3 separate regions of the Homo sapiens genome follow, and regions 2 and 3 are each linked to region 1. Evidence: chromatin contacts called from ENCODE Hi-C or POLR2A ChIA-PET data. All regions are on one chromosome and are shown on one strand. The core of a region is the stretch at or near the end of the contact, and the rest is flanking DNA. Distances in the headings are between cores, read along the strand shown.

Region 1 (4,677 bases), core at 2,006-4,505:
AAGCCCAAGAATTGGAGACCAATCTGGGCAACATTGCAAAACTATCTCTACAAAAAACACAAAAAATTATCTGGGCATGCTGGTGCACACCTCTGATCCCAGCTACTAGGAAGGCTGAGGCAGGAGAATGGCTTGTACCCAGGAGGCAGAAGTTGCAGTGAGCTGAGATCACGCCACTGCACTCCAGCCTGGGCGACAGAGCGAGATTTCGTCTCGAAACAACAACAAAAAAGAAACTCTTAGAGGTTAACACAAAGCTCAGGGTCATGGAAATCAAGCAGATAGGTGGTGCTTTTCAATATTTATTCCTTTTTCTTTAGACTGTTTTTTCCAACTGACAAATATTTATTATAGAGCCAGCGTTTATGCTATTCAATATCATTCCATCTTGTATGTATGGCTGAAATATTATGTTCTTACAAGAAAAGGCCAGAGGCTTCTGGAACAGGGTCTGAGTTACATGAAGGAGAAGAAGAGCAGCCTTCATTCTGTAAAAACTCGAAACCTTTGGACTGTCCAAAGTGGTGTGTGGCTTTTGAAGCGGAGCCTGCAGGCAGCGAAATCGTCCAGCTGTGTTCTCTCCTTTGTCATACCTACATGTGCAGGCCTGGACTTCCCACGTGCTACCATGAATGCAGAAATGTAGAAATTGACATATCAACAACCATTGATCGTACACTCAGCAGGCAGTTTTATTGATTGATTGATTGATTGAGATGGGGTCTCTGTCACCCAGGCTGGAGTGTAGTGGCACTATCTCGGCTCACTGCAACCTATGCCTTCTGGGCTCAAGCAATCCTCCCGCCTCAGCCTCCTGAGTAGCTGGAACTACACGTGTGTGCCGCCATGCCTGGCTGTGTTTTGTATTTTTTTGTAGAGACTGGGTTTCACTATGTCGCCTAGGCTGGTCTTGAACTCTTGAGTTCAAGCAATCCTTGCGTCTTGGCCTCCTAAATTGTTGAGATTATAGGTGTAAGCTACCATGCCTACCCTCCTAAAATATTTAACTCATATACCTTGTGACTCTAAAATACTATTTCTGAGGATATATATTCAATACACATATGTATATATGCAAGGATGTTCACTGTATTACATATGTACAAGATGTTCATTATGGCATTGTTTATAATAGCCAAAGACTGGTCACAATCTAAATTTGTATCAATAGGGGCCCTGTAAAATACTTTGTAGTGAATCCATACAATGAAATTATTTGCAATATTTTAAAAGAATAAATAAGTCTTTAGGTCCCAATGTGGAGACATCCAAATTATGTTAAGGAAAAAAGGCTTGTAGGATAGTACACATAAAATCATCTTTTTTTTTCCTTAAGAAGGGACATACTTGTATATAGGTACACACACACATACACACTCGACGTACACATAACTCCGTTTTCAAAGGTCACAAGTTATTTCCTGGGAATAGGATTGGGAGGATGTAGAATGAGGTAGGTAGAATGATTTTTGTTTGCTTTTCACTTTATATTCTTCCCTACAATTGGAAACCTGTTTTTTAGCCACCGCGCCAGGCCTAATTTAGCATTTTAGATAGTGATTGATGTTATGAAATAATATAACCAGGCAATACGAGACAGTGTGAAGGGTGCTACTTTAGGCTTGTCCTAGTAGGCTTCCTAAACAGGAGCTATCTGAGGAAAGAGGAGGAGGAAGAGCTTCCAGAGATAGCAGACTGGGGCAGGAAAGAGCCTAGTGTCCCAGGGAAATAAGGCAGGCCAGTGTGTGAGCGTCCAGGCGAGGTGGGGAAGAGGGGGAGTGCGCAAGGTACAAGCCAAGTAGGGGATTGTGTGAGAGGCGCCAGGGCCAGATCCTGCAGGGGTTTGCAGGCCGCGGTGAGGGGGTCAGATTTTCTTCCAAAGCCGCCTTGCTCTGTGCAAGCGCACTATCGCAGGCTGCGGGCGACGCTGCCTCTGGCCGGCGCCCTCCGCCGCTCCAGGCCGGATGGTGCCTCCCGTGGGCATGTAGGTGGGGATGGTGGGTTTTGCCTCTGTGCGGTCACCGCCTGTCTGCGTTGCTGCCTTCTCCGGGGCCTCAGACCCTGGAGAAAGCCCCGACAGGGGAGGGGGGCGCGCAGCCGCAGGGGCGTCCAGCTATCGCGCACTGCGGGGGGAGTAGGGGCGGGCGCAGCGCTCGGCACCGCCACGCGGGTTCGGGCCGGGGAAGGCAGGGGCCGGTACGTGACGCGGGGCATGCACGTGGCCTGGGAGTGTGCTTTTCGGGACAGGTGCGGGGGCCGCCGCGCGCGCAAAGGCGCAGACGCACGCGTGCGGGCACCGGGCACCGTCGGCCGTCGGGTTATCCTTGGCTCCGCGGGCGGCCGCCGAGGTCCTGTCCACCCGGAAGGCGCGACGTCCTCGGGGGACGCCAGGGCGCAGGGGCAACTGAGCCGACTTCGCAACTCGGAAGTTTTTCTTTGGCTGTGATGGTCGATTTGCCCGTCTAAGAAATGGGACTCTGGGCCGGGCGCGGTGGCTCAAGCCTGTAATCCCAGCGCCCTGGGAGGCTGGAAGATCGCCTGAGGCCAGCAGTCTAGACCTCGACAACGTAGCAAGACCCCGTCTCAAAAAAAAAAAAAAAAAAGGGGGAGTACTCAAAAGAATAGGAAAGCGCTTTGCAAACTTGGACACGAGTTGGGCGTTTTATTCACTTTCTCTACTACCCTCCTCCCTTTGGGAGCCCCAGGGGCTGGAGTAAGCACGCTACCACCCACTATACCTCTCAGTGCCCGCGGCACAGGAGCCGCACTCGACTTTGCATCCCCCCAGGGCCTGTACACGCCGGAAAAGCTCCCGCGGGGTGCGGTCGCTGGGCCTCGTCACGTGATCCCCACTCAACGCCCCTGAGCGGGGGGGGGAGCAGCGAGCAAGTGCGCATGCGCATCCCTTCTAGCTCTTCCCCTCCACCCCCCACCCGCCCCCTTGGCTCGGACGCAACCACTGTCAGCTCCTCCCCCTCCTCCTCCTTCATCCTTCCTGACATTCACTCCCTTCCCCCAGCCAATTGGTTACGTCAGGCAGACAGGCCGAAGAACCAATCACGACGCTGTGCTCAGAAGCCGCCACGCGGAACCGGCCGGATCCGACTAATAGGGGCCCTTGGAGCGGCCACGCCTCAACCGGGCAGGGTAGCTTGGGCCCAGTGGGCGGTGCTTCTCCTGTCAGCATGTGGGCGGGGTAGGGCGGGGACCAGCAGCCGCAGAGCCGTCCTCGGCGGTGGCGACGACGACGACGTTGCTCAGTCTTGGGGTGGGCTCCGCGGTGCAGGCCGAGCTGCGCGGAGGGCTCGGCGATCAGCGGCGGCGGCGGCAGTGGGGAGGCCGCAGCGCCATGGGGGGGCGTTAGACAGGCTGCGGCGGCCGAGGCGAGGGGCGGCAGCGGTTATCTGGTCCGCGGCGACCTTCGGCCGGGCCCGGGGGTGGGAAGGCCTGGGGCGGGGGTCGTCCCTGGTTGCACGGGGCCGCGGGGCGGGGCTCGCCGGCCGTCGGGGTGCAGGAGGCCTGGGCCGCTGAAAGGAGAAGGCGCCGTCGGTCGCCAGGCCCTGCCGCCGGGCCGCTTGACGACGACGCTCCCGCGGGGGCCCCGCCTGAGGAGGACGCGGCGGCGGTGGCGGCGAGGCCGCGGGAGGCCGCGGAGGATGGAGGAGCGGAAGGAGGAGGGCGAGGCCGAGATCCAGGAGCACGGGCCCGAGCACTGGTTCTCCAAGTGGGAGCGGCAGTGCCTGGCCGAGGCCGAACAGGACGAGCAGCTGCCCCCCGAGCTGCAGGAGGAGGCGGCGGCCGCCGCGCAGCCCGAGCACAAGCAGCAGAAGCTGTGGCACCTCTTCCAGAACTCGGCCACCGCCGTGGCCCAGCTCTACAAAGGTGAGGCCGCCGCCGCCATCTTGGTACCGCTTGGCCGCCCCCGCCCGGGCCCGGCCCCGGCCCTATCGGCTCAGCGGCCGCTTCGGGGGGCCGCGACGGCGGCGGCCTCGGGGATCCCGGCCGGTGGCTCCGCGGCCCTGCCGCCCCCTCCCCGCAAGATGGCGCCGCGGGAGGGAGGCCCGGGGTTGGGGGGACAGGCCAGAGCCGGCGTGGGGGTAGCCCCGCTTTGGGGTGGTCCGAGGGTCCCCGCTCTCCGGGCCCGGCCACCCGGTGTCCCCCTCGGCCCGGAGACGGGAGAGGAGGAGCCCCCGTCACAAAATGGCGAAGGGAGACGGCGGGGCGGCCCCATTGTGCCCTGAGCCGGCCTCGGGGCGGGGACTGCCAGGGGGGGCGCTTCCCTGCGCCGCGGCTCGTCCCTGATCTGTGCCCCTGAGCTCTGCGGCATCCCCTTTTCCCCGCCGCGACCTCCCTGCCCCCCCGGTCCTCACACTGGGTTTGGGATCCCGAAACCCCTGAACAAAATGGCGAAACCTAATATGGCCGTTCCGGAGTGATTGACGCGCAAATAACATTCTTGTTCTCTTTCTTTCTCTTTCTATGTGTGTTTCTTTTTTCTTTTTGGTTTTTTTTTTTTTTGGCTTGCTTTTCAGACCGAGTGTGTCAGCAGCCAGGACTTTCTCTCTGGGTCCCCTTCCAAAACGCAGCCACCGCCGTCACCAATCTCTACAAAGGTAAAGATAACCTTGCTGCATTGCCGATTCAGGGAAGGGCCGCCTGCGTCAGGGTGTCTGCCCT
Region 2 (4,863 bases), core at 1,160-3,659, 4.0 Mb before region 1:
CTCTCAGGTCTTCTGGAGAGATTCAGGAGGCAGGGTCATGAGTCCCAGGGACTCTGGGATTCTTACCTTGTGCAAAATATCCCGCAGCAGCTCAGAATCTGATGAGTCTCTTAACTTTGCTTCTAAGCTCTGTGTGGAGGGGAAAGAGAGAAATCTCAAGGGCGCATTCACAGGAACATTAAACACGCAATAGAATGTGTTGGCAAAGCGCTGTGTGATCCCTCCCTGGGGACGTGGAGCCAGTTGGAAGTGGAAGCCACAGCGGCTGAAAGCCTGACATTCAGATGTCGCAGGGTGCACCTGGATGAGTCACAGGAAGAAGGCTGACTTTTGGCCACATTAGTCCTGGCTACTTAGCGGCCACCCGGGTCATGGGCCAGCTCCCTGGTTGCACTGCTCAGCCAGGAATTACCAGGGCAGCCATGGCACCAAGGTTTGATGGGCTTGCCATCTAAGTGGAGATGCAGAATGTGCCCATACCAGCCTGAGTTACATTATCCTCTTACAGGGGCCTCAAGCCCAGCAGCGAGCCTTGGCTCCCGAGTTAGGCAGACTGTCTCGGCTGGTATGTGACACAGGGCAAGGCACTTCATTGCTTCAGAGCTCCCTCCATGCCATAAAAGGCCCTACAAGACCTGGTCCTAATCCCTCTCTCTGGCCTGTTCTCCCTCACCCCTGGCCCACCCTGCTCACTCCACTCCAGCCACACTGGCTGCCTTGGTGTTGTTCCTCAACCACAGCTGGCTTGTTTCCACCACAGGGCCTTTGCATATCCTGTTCCCCAAGCCCTTCCCATGGCTGGCTGCTTCACCACTCAGGCCCCAGTTCAAATGCCACCTCTTTGGGGAAGGCTTCCCTGATTCCCTGACTTTGGTGACTCTTCTTCCCAGTTCCCGCATTCACTATTTCCCTGTTTTATTGGCTTTAAAGCCACTGTCATCTGGTCTTTTCTTGTTTATTTATTTGTTTATTCTCTGGCTCTCCCATGCAAGCAGAGCCTCATCTGTCATGGGTACTGCTGATCCATGGTGCCTGGCTCACAGAAGGCATTTATTAAACATTTTGAGACTGAATAAAAACACTAGCTAACACCAACATGTATTTACCATGAGCCAGGCACTGATCCACAGGCTTTTGTACTCAACCCTGACAACAACCCTAAGAGGTAGGTATCATTATATCCCCCATTTTATTAATAAGAAAACAGCACAGAGAGATGCAGTCACTTGCCCAAGGTCACACAGGGCCAGGGGCTGGGCCAGGATTCGAAGCAGACAGGCTGTCTCCTGGGTCTGAACTCTCAACTACTGCACCCTAATCAAACAATCCCTCTGGTCAAATGTGAGTGGTAATAATAGTACCCACCTCGTGGGTGTTGAGGGTGAGCCCAAGTTAGCATTCAGCGTGGGCATGTGAACAATTACAGTCAATACTGAATGGAGACCTATGATGCTTTTATGAAGGTTTCTATTTTGGGTTAAAAATGCACGAATTTCTCTTGACCAGAAATGATCTCTGAGTGCAAATATTTTATGTCAATGGAATAACGCAAATGATTAAGCAACACCCCATAAAATGGGGCAGACCCAGGGAGGAATATATATCCAAACTCACTCATCCCAGTGAGCTCACCGCACATGAATTACAAATGAGGCCGGGTGCATTAAGCCCCTCTGCTGGCAGAAGGGAGGCTGCTGCCTGCCATGGGCCTGTGCTGAGAATGGCAGGTCCCCAGGGCGAGGAGAGGCCACCCCCTTCTCTGTCTCTTCCATCACAGGCGTGACAGCCTCAGAGCATGAGCCGATTCTGTGCAGTGCTCAACATACAGATGAGAATACTGAGGCACGAGGGACAGCCTGTGACCCGGTCACCGCGCTCAGGAGGACGTGGTTACCTGCGGTCCTGACGGCGCTGACTTTTTAGAATGGGCGAGGGCAGCTGTGTCCCAGTGACCAGAACGATTACTGCCTTTAAAAAGTCGTGAAAATGATCGTGAACTGTACCCCACACCGAGCGCGCGTCTGCCCCCCAAGGCTGTGGAGACGCCCCCAGCTTCCCCCGCCAGCTCGCGGGGCAGGAGGGGTGCGAGCGACTCTGGCCAGGCCCCAGGGACGGGGACCGGGTCGCGCGGCCCTGACCGGCGGGAGCCCAGGAACTCACGTGGCGGGAGCGCCAGGGGCTTCAGCACGGAGACCCGTCCCGTCTGCCCCTGGACTCCCGCGAGCCCCGCGGGCCTCTCCGCTCGCCCCGCCGCCCACCTGCCAGGGGAAGGAGCGCAGTGTGCGTGCCGCCAGGAAGCGGCGCTCGAAACTCTGCAGCAAGAGTTCGGTCCCCGCGTTCTCCTCGGGCGCCATGACGTGGGCGGGGCCGCAGCGTTGCCGGCAGACCGGGCGGAAGCCCGGCCTGGACTGAAGAGGGGGCGGGCCCAGGGCAGTGAGCGGGGGCAGAGAGGGGGCGGGGCCCGGGGGTCCCCCGGGGGTCAGGAGGAACGTCGTGGGGGCGGACTCTAGGGCGGGGCCAGGATGATTGTTATGAGGGCGGGGCCTGGGGTGGGGCCAGGATAAGCGTCGTTGGGGCAGGTCCTGGGTAGGGGGCAGGTCCTGGGTAGAGTCCAGGTTGGCGGGTCCTGGGGCGGGGCCAGGATAGGGCGATCCTGGAAGCTGGGCTTCAGAAGCGTCCAGGTTGGTGGCGTCCTGGAGGCGGGGCCTTGCGTGGGGGCAGGATAAGAGTCCTGGAGGCGGGCATTAGGGCAGGGATAAACGCCATTGGGTTCAGGAGGCGAGACTCGGAGCAGAGCCCAGGAGACAGGTCTTAGGGCGGCGCTAAGGCCAGACCCAGAGAAGAGCTCAGGAGGCGGGGCCGGGGCGGGGCGTTGACTATGTCGTAGCACATGGCCAGGCGGTGCTCGGACTCTGGGAGGCGGAGCTTAGGACGGGCCGACGTGGGGAGGGGCCCAGGGTCCGGGAGGCGGGGCCGAGTCCGGGCTGCGGGCTGCGCTCAGGAGGCGGGCCCTGGGAGGCGGAGCTTAGGGAGGGGCCGGTGTCGGGAGGGACCCAGGGACTGGGAGGCCGGTCGGGGCTGGGCTCAGGGGCCGAGACCTAGCTGGGCTTGGGGCGGGGCCGAGACGGAGCGAGGGGTCCAGGGCGTGGGAAACGGGGAGGGGTTTGAGGAGGGGATCGGAATGTGGCTCAAGTTCGGGAGGCGTTACCTGTGGAGGGTTTGAGGCAGGCCCAGCAGCGAGGCCACGGTCTGCCGACGCGGGGCCAGGGGCGGGCCCCAGGATCCGGAGCTTAGGGCGGGGCCGAGTCCGGGTTTGGGGACCGGGAGGCGGGGCCGGTTAGGGCGAGGGTCCCTGGGATCGTCGGGTCAGGCCTTGGGCCAACGTAGGCACTCTCGCAGTTCCTCCGCCTTCAGGAAGGTCTTTTTGGCAGGGGCCCTACGGGTGCGCGCTTCGGTCCTGGAGGCCTTATCCAAGCCTCCTCTCCATCAGCGCCACCCGTCTGGGGTCCGAAAGGAGGGAGCTTTCCCTCTGTCCCCCAGCCTTTGGACTGTCACCAAACAAGCCATTCGTTCACCAAATACTTATTAAGCGCCTACCAGGTACCTGACAAGGGAGATGTAACGGTGAGAAAAACTAGGTGTGGTCCAGGCCCTCCAGGGGCTCAGGGGCTCGTGGAAGAAGTGGACATTGAAGTATTTATCACACAAATGAGTATAAAAGTACAATAGCGATATCTGCCACGAAGGCGAGCAGACAGAGCTAGCGGGGCTTGCAGGAGGAGTTTTGATCTTGCAGGGACAGGAAGGAGGAGTTAGCTCCTGCGGGGTGGGATTGGGGGTGGTGGTGATATAGACGTGGGGACAGAGTGGAAAACAACAAAAATATAATTAATTTAGTTCAAAGTTATTGTGTCTTGAGTTGAAAGGCAGGGCAGTTAGCAACACAGTTCAGATTTCAGTACTGCCCCTGAAATCTGAACTGTGTTCAAAGTCTAAAACGTTTACCTTAGCAAATCCCTCATAAAACTCCATTTGGAAGAGTCCCGAGAGCTAATTTGTAAAGTATACTTGCAGAAGGTAGATGAGGAGACAGATTAAATCTTATTACCTCTTTCAGATGAGAGGCTCTTGAGCCCTGCTCAGCTATGAGAATAAGAGGGGAATTAATTCTAATAGAATACACTTGTTCTCGCATAGCTGTTGTTCCCCACCAGAACCAAATGAGCTCAAGATCTGACAAAGAAAAAAAAAAAGGTTCATCTTTTATTCCCCCAAACACTTTCATTTAAATCAAGAGGGTGGGATGTGGTTATTGCTGTGTTTTTAGACAGAATCAACAGTTTCTGGGTCTGAGATATTGCATACACCCTCTCAGTCCCTGTATCCTGAGATAGAGTCACCTGATAATCCACAGCAAGTCCTAACCAGGGATGGGTCTGGGTGCTTAAGGAAGGTTGGCTTCAGAACTGGGCCAGGGGCACTGCTTTGCTTTTGCTGTTTTGATCAGCTCTCTGCCTGCAGGAGACAAGGAAAACCAATGGTAACAAGTTAGTTACACTCATAAATCCTGGGCTTATTTTATTAACTCACATAATAGCTATTAATTGCCTTTCCTCCAAGGAGCAAAAGGGCATATACGGTCAATGCTGTAATAAGTAACACTGTATTATGTTATACTAAAATATTAATAAATCTAGGTTGGTTCAGTCTTTCCTGATTCCATAGATTGCAAGCAGATTGAGGAAGGACCCTAGCAGACCACAGAGCTGAGCCATGAGCACAGAAGAAATCTTTTTTTCTTTTTTTTTTTTTTGAGACGGAGTTTCGTTCTCTTGTTGCCCAGGCTGGAGTGCAATGGCGCAA
Region 3 (4,520 bases), core at 162-2,661, 4.5 Mb before region 1:
AAGCTTGGGACATTCTGATCCCCCTGCAGTCCCCAGGAAGCGGAGCCTCAGAGTCCTCTGGCTTCTAGTCCCTCCTGCAGGCCCTGGGATGGCTCCTCATGGAGAAACCAGGTTCCCAGTCCCCGGCTGGGCACAGATGGTACCGGGATGGCTGAGGCCATGACCCTACCCCTGTGAGGGGCACAGCTCAAAGGGCTCTGGCCTCATCCCCTGATACCAACCACCATGGGGTTAATCCTGGGGTCGGTGAATTAGGGAAAGCCAGGTAGCCTCTGGGCAGCACAAGCCAGGAGCACTACTGTCCTATGGGTTAGGAGAGGCCCGGGGGAGTGGGTGCCAGACCGGGGCAGCATCACCTCCTACCCAGCTAGCCCGAAAGCTGGTGAACCGTGTGCACCCTCCCCATTGCACCGGTAAAGGGACAGATGCCCCTGCCAGCCCCAGGAGAGCACCTAGTCGCGCACACGGAGTCCCCAGGCACACCTCTGAAGGGGATACACGCTCATCCCTGTGGTGTAGTGTGGGGCTCCGACACGCCACCCCTACACTCCAGGCCGTGTACACACATCACACCGTGCCGGGCACGGGCGGCATCTGCACACCCGCCACATGTGTACGCGTTGATCACACACCAAACGCACCAGGGGGCTGCGCGTTCACACGCGCGCCAACGTGCCCGCAGGTCCGCCACCTCCCCGGTGCCCGGCCGACGCCGTGGCGCGGTGCGTGCGTAAACACAAATGCACATGGACGTGTGCGCACGCCGCCGACCGCCCACCAGGCACGCGGACCCTCGGACCACTCGCCCGGAGCGGCTCCGCCCTCCGGCCCAGCTCTGCCGAGGCCTGGGGCGTCCTCCTTCCGGCCGCCCGCCCGACTGTCCGTCTGCACCGCGGGGCCGCCCGGCCCTCGGCCGTTACCCGGACAAAAGGGGTGGGGGGGGTCCCCGTCTCGATCCCGGGGGACTCGCGGCCCCGCGGGGGCGGCGTATCCCCGACCGGTGGCCCGGTTCCCACCTCCGCCCGCCGCGAGCCCTTGGGATCCGGACGCCGGGCACCGCCGTCGGGAAAGCGGGTCGGGTCTGCGGCCCGGAGGGGGCGCACAGCCGGCACGCGTCCACGCCGTCCGCCCCCGCCCGGCGGCCACGCGGGACACACTCCGCCCGTGGCCCCGGCCCTCGCCCGGCTCCGGCGCCGCGCACCTCGAACTGCCAGTGGGCCGCCTGCAGCAGTTGCTTCGCCTGGTCGGCCGCGCAGCCCGCCGTCAGCACGAACTGGTTGATCATGACCTGGTGCTTGAGCTCGTCCATGTTCACGGACATGGCGCCGCCGCGCTGCCCGCTCCGGCCTCCCTCCTCCGCCCGCGCCTCCGCCTCACGCGTCCACCATTAGCGAGCCGGCTCCGGCTAATACAAATATTTACTGTGCGGCTCTGACTCACCGCGCCTCGCCTCGCTCCGCCGGCGCCGCGGCATGCTGGGATATGTAGTCCCCACGGTGCGCCGGGCGCCCCGGGGGAGCGGGGCCGGCACCCTAGGGGACGCGAAGCCCGGGAAGGGGCGTGTCTGAGCACCGAGCGCCCGCTGTGCGGATGTCCGGGCCGTAACCCGAGCCGGGCGCGTCCACGTCGTCCTCGTTGCTCTCGGTGGCACCCGTGCCCCTGCTCTGGCACGGATGGGGGTCCGCTGGCGGGGGCCACGTCTGTGCATGGGCGCAAATGCCTGACCACAGGATCTTGGCCAAGGCCTGGGGACCGTGTCTGAACTGTGAGCGCCTACTGTGTGTGGATGCCCGGGCCGTGACCAGGGTTGGGGGAGTCCACGTCGCCCTCGTTGCTCTGGGTGGCACCCGGCCCCTGCTCTGGCACGGATGGAGGTCCGCAGGCGGGGGCCTCAGGTTCGTGCATAGGCGTTTTTGCCAAGGCCCAGGAACGGTGTCTGAAAACTGAGTGCCTAATGTGTGCAGGCGCCTGAGCTGGGACCAGAGCCAGTCACGTCCACGTCGCCCTCGTTGCTCTCGGTGGCACCCACGCCCCTGCTCTGGCGGGAATTAGGAGCCCAGAGGCCGGGGCCACAGATCTGTGCATGGGCGCAAACGCCAGGCCACAGACGTCTTTGCCATGCCCCGGGGACTGTGACTGAACGCTAAGTGCCTACTGTGCGCAGCTGTCCAGACCGTGACCAGAGCCAGGCACGTCCATGTCGCCCTCATTGCTCTCGGTGGCACCCGTGCCCCTGCTCTGGCACGAATTGGGGTCCCAAGGTGGGGCATACAGATCTGTGCATGGGCGCAAACGCCGGGCCACAGGCGTCTTTGCTAAGACCTAGGGACCCTGAACCCCTCTGTGATTGGCATCGCTCTGTGTTAAATAGTAGGCACGCCCTTAAGAGAGGGGTCTCTAGGAATTTTGGCCCAAATCGGCTGGTCTAGGCTGAAAGGCCCGGCACACTGTAGGCGCCGACAAATACTCGTTCAGTGAATGAATGAATGAGCCACTTAAAAGCTCCGCCGCACGTCACCGCCTATAGCTAGCCTCCTAGCTCTCCTCACTCAATCTCTCATCGCCCACTCGTGGCATGGGTCCTTCCTAGCCTGGCTCTGGGCCTGCCCCACTGTAGCCCCATGACCCTCTGGACGGCGCCTGGGACAGGCTGGCGGGGCCAGCAGCCTCTGGTGCTTCGGGGTCCCCCTCCCAGCAGTTCTCCCGCTTTCCCACGCAAAATCTCGTGCTCTTTGCCGGAAATCTCGGCCCTTAGCGGGCGGGCGCCAAGGCCCGGCAGAGCCAGTTCCGGAGCGGCCCCAAACTCCCTTTCCCAGAATGCCTCGGTTTATTTGCATCGTTTGGTCCCGGTGACGTCAGCTGAGTGAGGTCGTGCCTCGACCAATGGACAGCCTCGGGGTGTTAGGACCTGGCCATATAAGGTAAACAAAGCTGGTCGCCCAATGAAGAGGCGGCGGGGGCGGGCGCTGGGCCGGGGAGGCCGGGGGCGGAGCCGGGGGCGGGGCGACCGGGCGGTGTTTACAGACCGGCACATGGCGCTTCCGGTTGACGTTGCTGACAGCTAGTGAGGCTTTAGCCCGCTTCGAGCGCCCGGGGGCGGTAAGGCGCGATCATAGCAGCTCTAGGTGACCTTGGTCCGGCTCCTTGCGCCCCCTGGCCCCAGCCTCCTTCGTTGAGACACTATTTGTTGAGTCTTTCCTCTTTTCCTGGCCCTGACCTAGCGTGGGGCGACAGAAGAGCAATAGCCGGGTGGGGGCTGTGAGAACGGCTGGGGTTGGGAGCGAATTTCGGAAACCCGGAGGACGAGTATAGCCTTGCAAGATGGAAAATGCCCTCCCGGGCTGGCGCGGTGGCCTGTAATCCCACCTACTCGGGGTCCGAGGAGGGAGGATTGCCTAGGCCCAGGACTTTGAGAACACGCCTCTACAGAGATTTACATTTTAAGAAAATTAGCTGAGTTCGGGTCGGGCGCAGTGGCTCACGCCTGTAATCCCAGCACTTTGGGAGGCCGAGGCTGGCGGATCACCTGAGGTCAGGAATTCGAGACCAGCCTGACCAAAACGGCGAAACCCGTTCTCTACTAAAAATACAAACACTAGCCGGGCGTGGTGGCAGTCGCCTGTAATCCCAGCTACTCCAGAAGCTGAGGCAGGAGAATCGCTTGAACCCAGGAGGCGGAGGTTGCAGTGAGCCGCGATCGCGCCACTGCCCTGCAGCCTGGGCCACAGAGCAAGACTCTGTCTCAAAAAAAAAAACCAAAAAACAAAGCAACAACAAAAAAACAGAGAATTAGCTGGGTTCCATGGCTCACACCTGTAAGTAATCTCAACACTTTAGGAGGCCGAGATGGGCGCGGATCACTAGAGTCCAGGAGTTTGCGACCAGTCTGGGCAACATAGTGAGACCCTCGTCTCTACAAAAAATAAAAAATAAAAAAAATTGGCCGGGCGCCGTGGCTCACGCTTGTAATCCTAGCGCTTTGGGAGGCCGAGGCGGGCAGATCCCTTGAGGTTAGGAGTTCCAGACCAGCCTGGTCAAACCGTCTCTACTAAAAATACAAAAATTAGCCGGACATGGTGGCACACGCCTGTAGTGCCAGCTACTGGGGAAGCTGAGGCAGGAGAATTGCTTGAACTCAGGAGGCGGAGGCTGCAGTGAGCTGAGATCGCGCCATTGCATTCCAGCCTAGACGACAGAGCAAGACTGTCTCAAGAAAAAAAAAAAAATTCTGGAGTCCCAGCTACAGATTGAGGTAGGAGGATTGCTTGAGCCTGGGAAGTCAGAGGCTGCAGTGAGCCGTGATTGTGCCTGGGGAACAGCGCAAGATCCTGTCTCCAAAAAATAAAAAATGCCCTAGGGAGGCCGGCACTGGCCCTGGGGGTGAGTTAGGGGATACTGAAATGTGTAAACAGATCTGATCCCTTGGACACGTTGGGATCACTGTGGCTGTGGCTGTGCTGGGATCAGATGGTGGTGGAGAGCTCCGGTCTGAACTAGGCGACGTTCTTGATGTGTCTGGT

The links. A loop is a pair of places that touch in the nucleus more often than their neighbours do. ChIA-PET counts read pairs that join two places held with the same protein, here RNA polymerase II (POLR2A). Pooled maps may share reads with other maps.
Region 2: a map of naive thymus-derived CD4-positive, alpha-beta T cell shows a loop between it and region 1 (15-fold over the local background). The contact joins the promoter of EEF2KMT here to the promoter of HAPSTR1 in region 1. A Hi-C loop is called at or near these places in 1 of 168 maps with a recorded cell type or tissue (naive thymus-derived CD4-positive, alpha-beta T cell), 3 of 37 single-sample maps with no recorded cell type and 11 of 50 pooled maps. POLR2A ChIA-PET finds 5 or more read pairs at or near these places in 3 of 52 experiments (HepG2, endothelial cell of umbilical vein and naive thymus-derived CD8-positive, alpha-beta T cell).
Region 3: a loop to region 1 is called in a pooled map, with 13 times the contacts of the local background. The contact joins the promoter of UBALD1 here to the promoter of HAPSTR1 in region 1. A Hi-C loop is called at or near these places in 2 of 37 single-sample maps with no recorded cell type and 5 of 50 pooled maps.

What each region holds. Positions count from the first base shown.
Region 1 is chr16:9,088,389-9,093,065 of GRCh38, forward strand. It overlaps HAPSTR1 (HUWE1 associated protein modifying stress responses), which reads left to right and starts at 3,256. Exons shown (of 4, transcript NM_014117.3): 1 at 3,256-3,882; 2 at 4,533-4,613. The coding sequence starts at 3,657. RefSeq lists enhancers at 1,421-2,286, 4,556-4,677 and silencers at 2,197-2,327, 3,116-3,185, 3,356-3,695, 3,906-4,405.
Region 2 is chr16:5,095,386-5,100,248 of GRCh38, forward strand. It overlaps EEF2KMT (eukaryotic elongation factor 2 lysine methyltransferase), which reads right to left and starts at 2,410. Exons shown (of 8, transcript NM_201400.4): 1 at 2,259-2,410; 2 at 67-129. The coding sequence starts at 2,354. RefSeq lists enhancers at 1-540, 2,029-2,654 and silencers at 2,091-2,250, 2,421-2,550, 2,861-3,400.
Region 3 is chr16:4,613,477-4,617,996 of GRCh38, forward strand. UBALD1 (UBA like domain containing 1) reads right to left here and starts at 1,412. Exons shown (of 3, transcript NM_145253.3): 1 at 1,202-1,412. The coding sequence starts at 1,321. RefSeq lists silencers at 593-762, 843-952, 993-1,092, 1,433-1,672, 2,916-3,145 and enhancers at 1,624-2,196, 2,197-2,768, 2,606-2,865.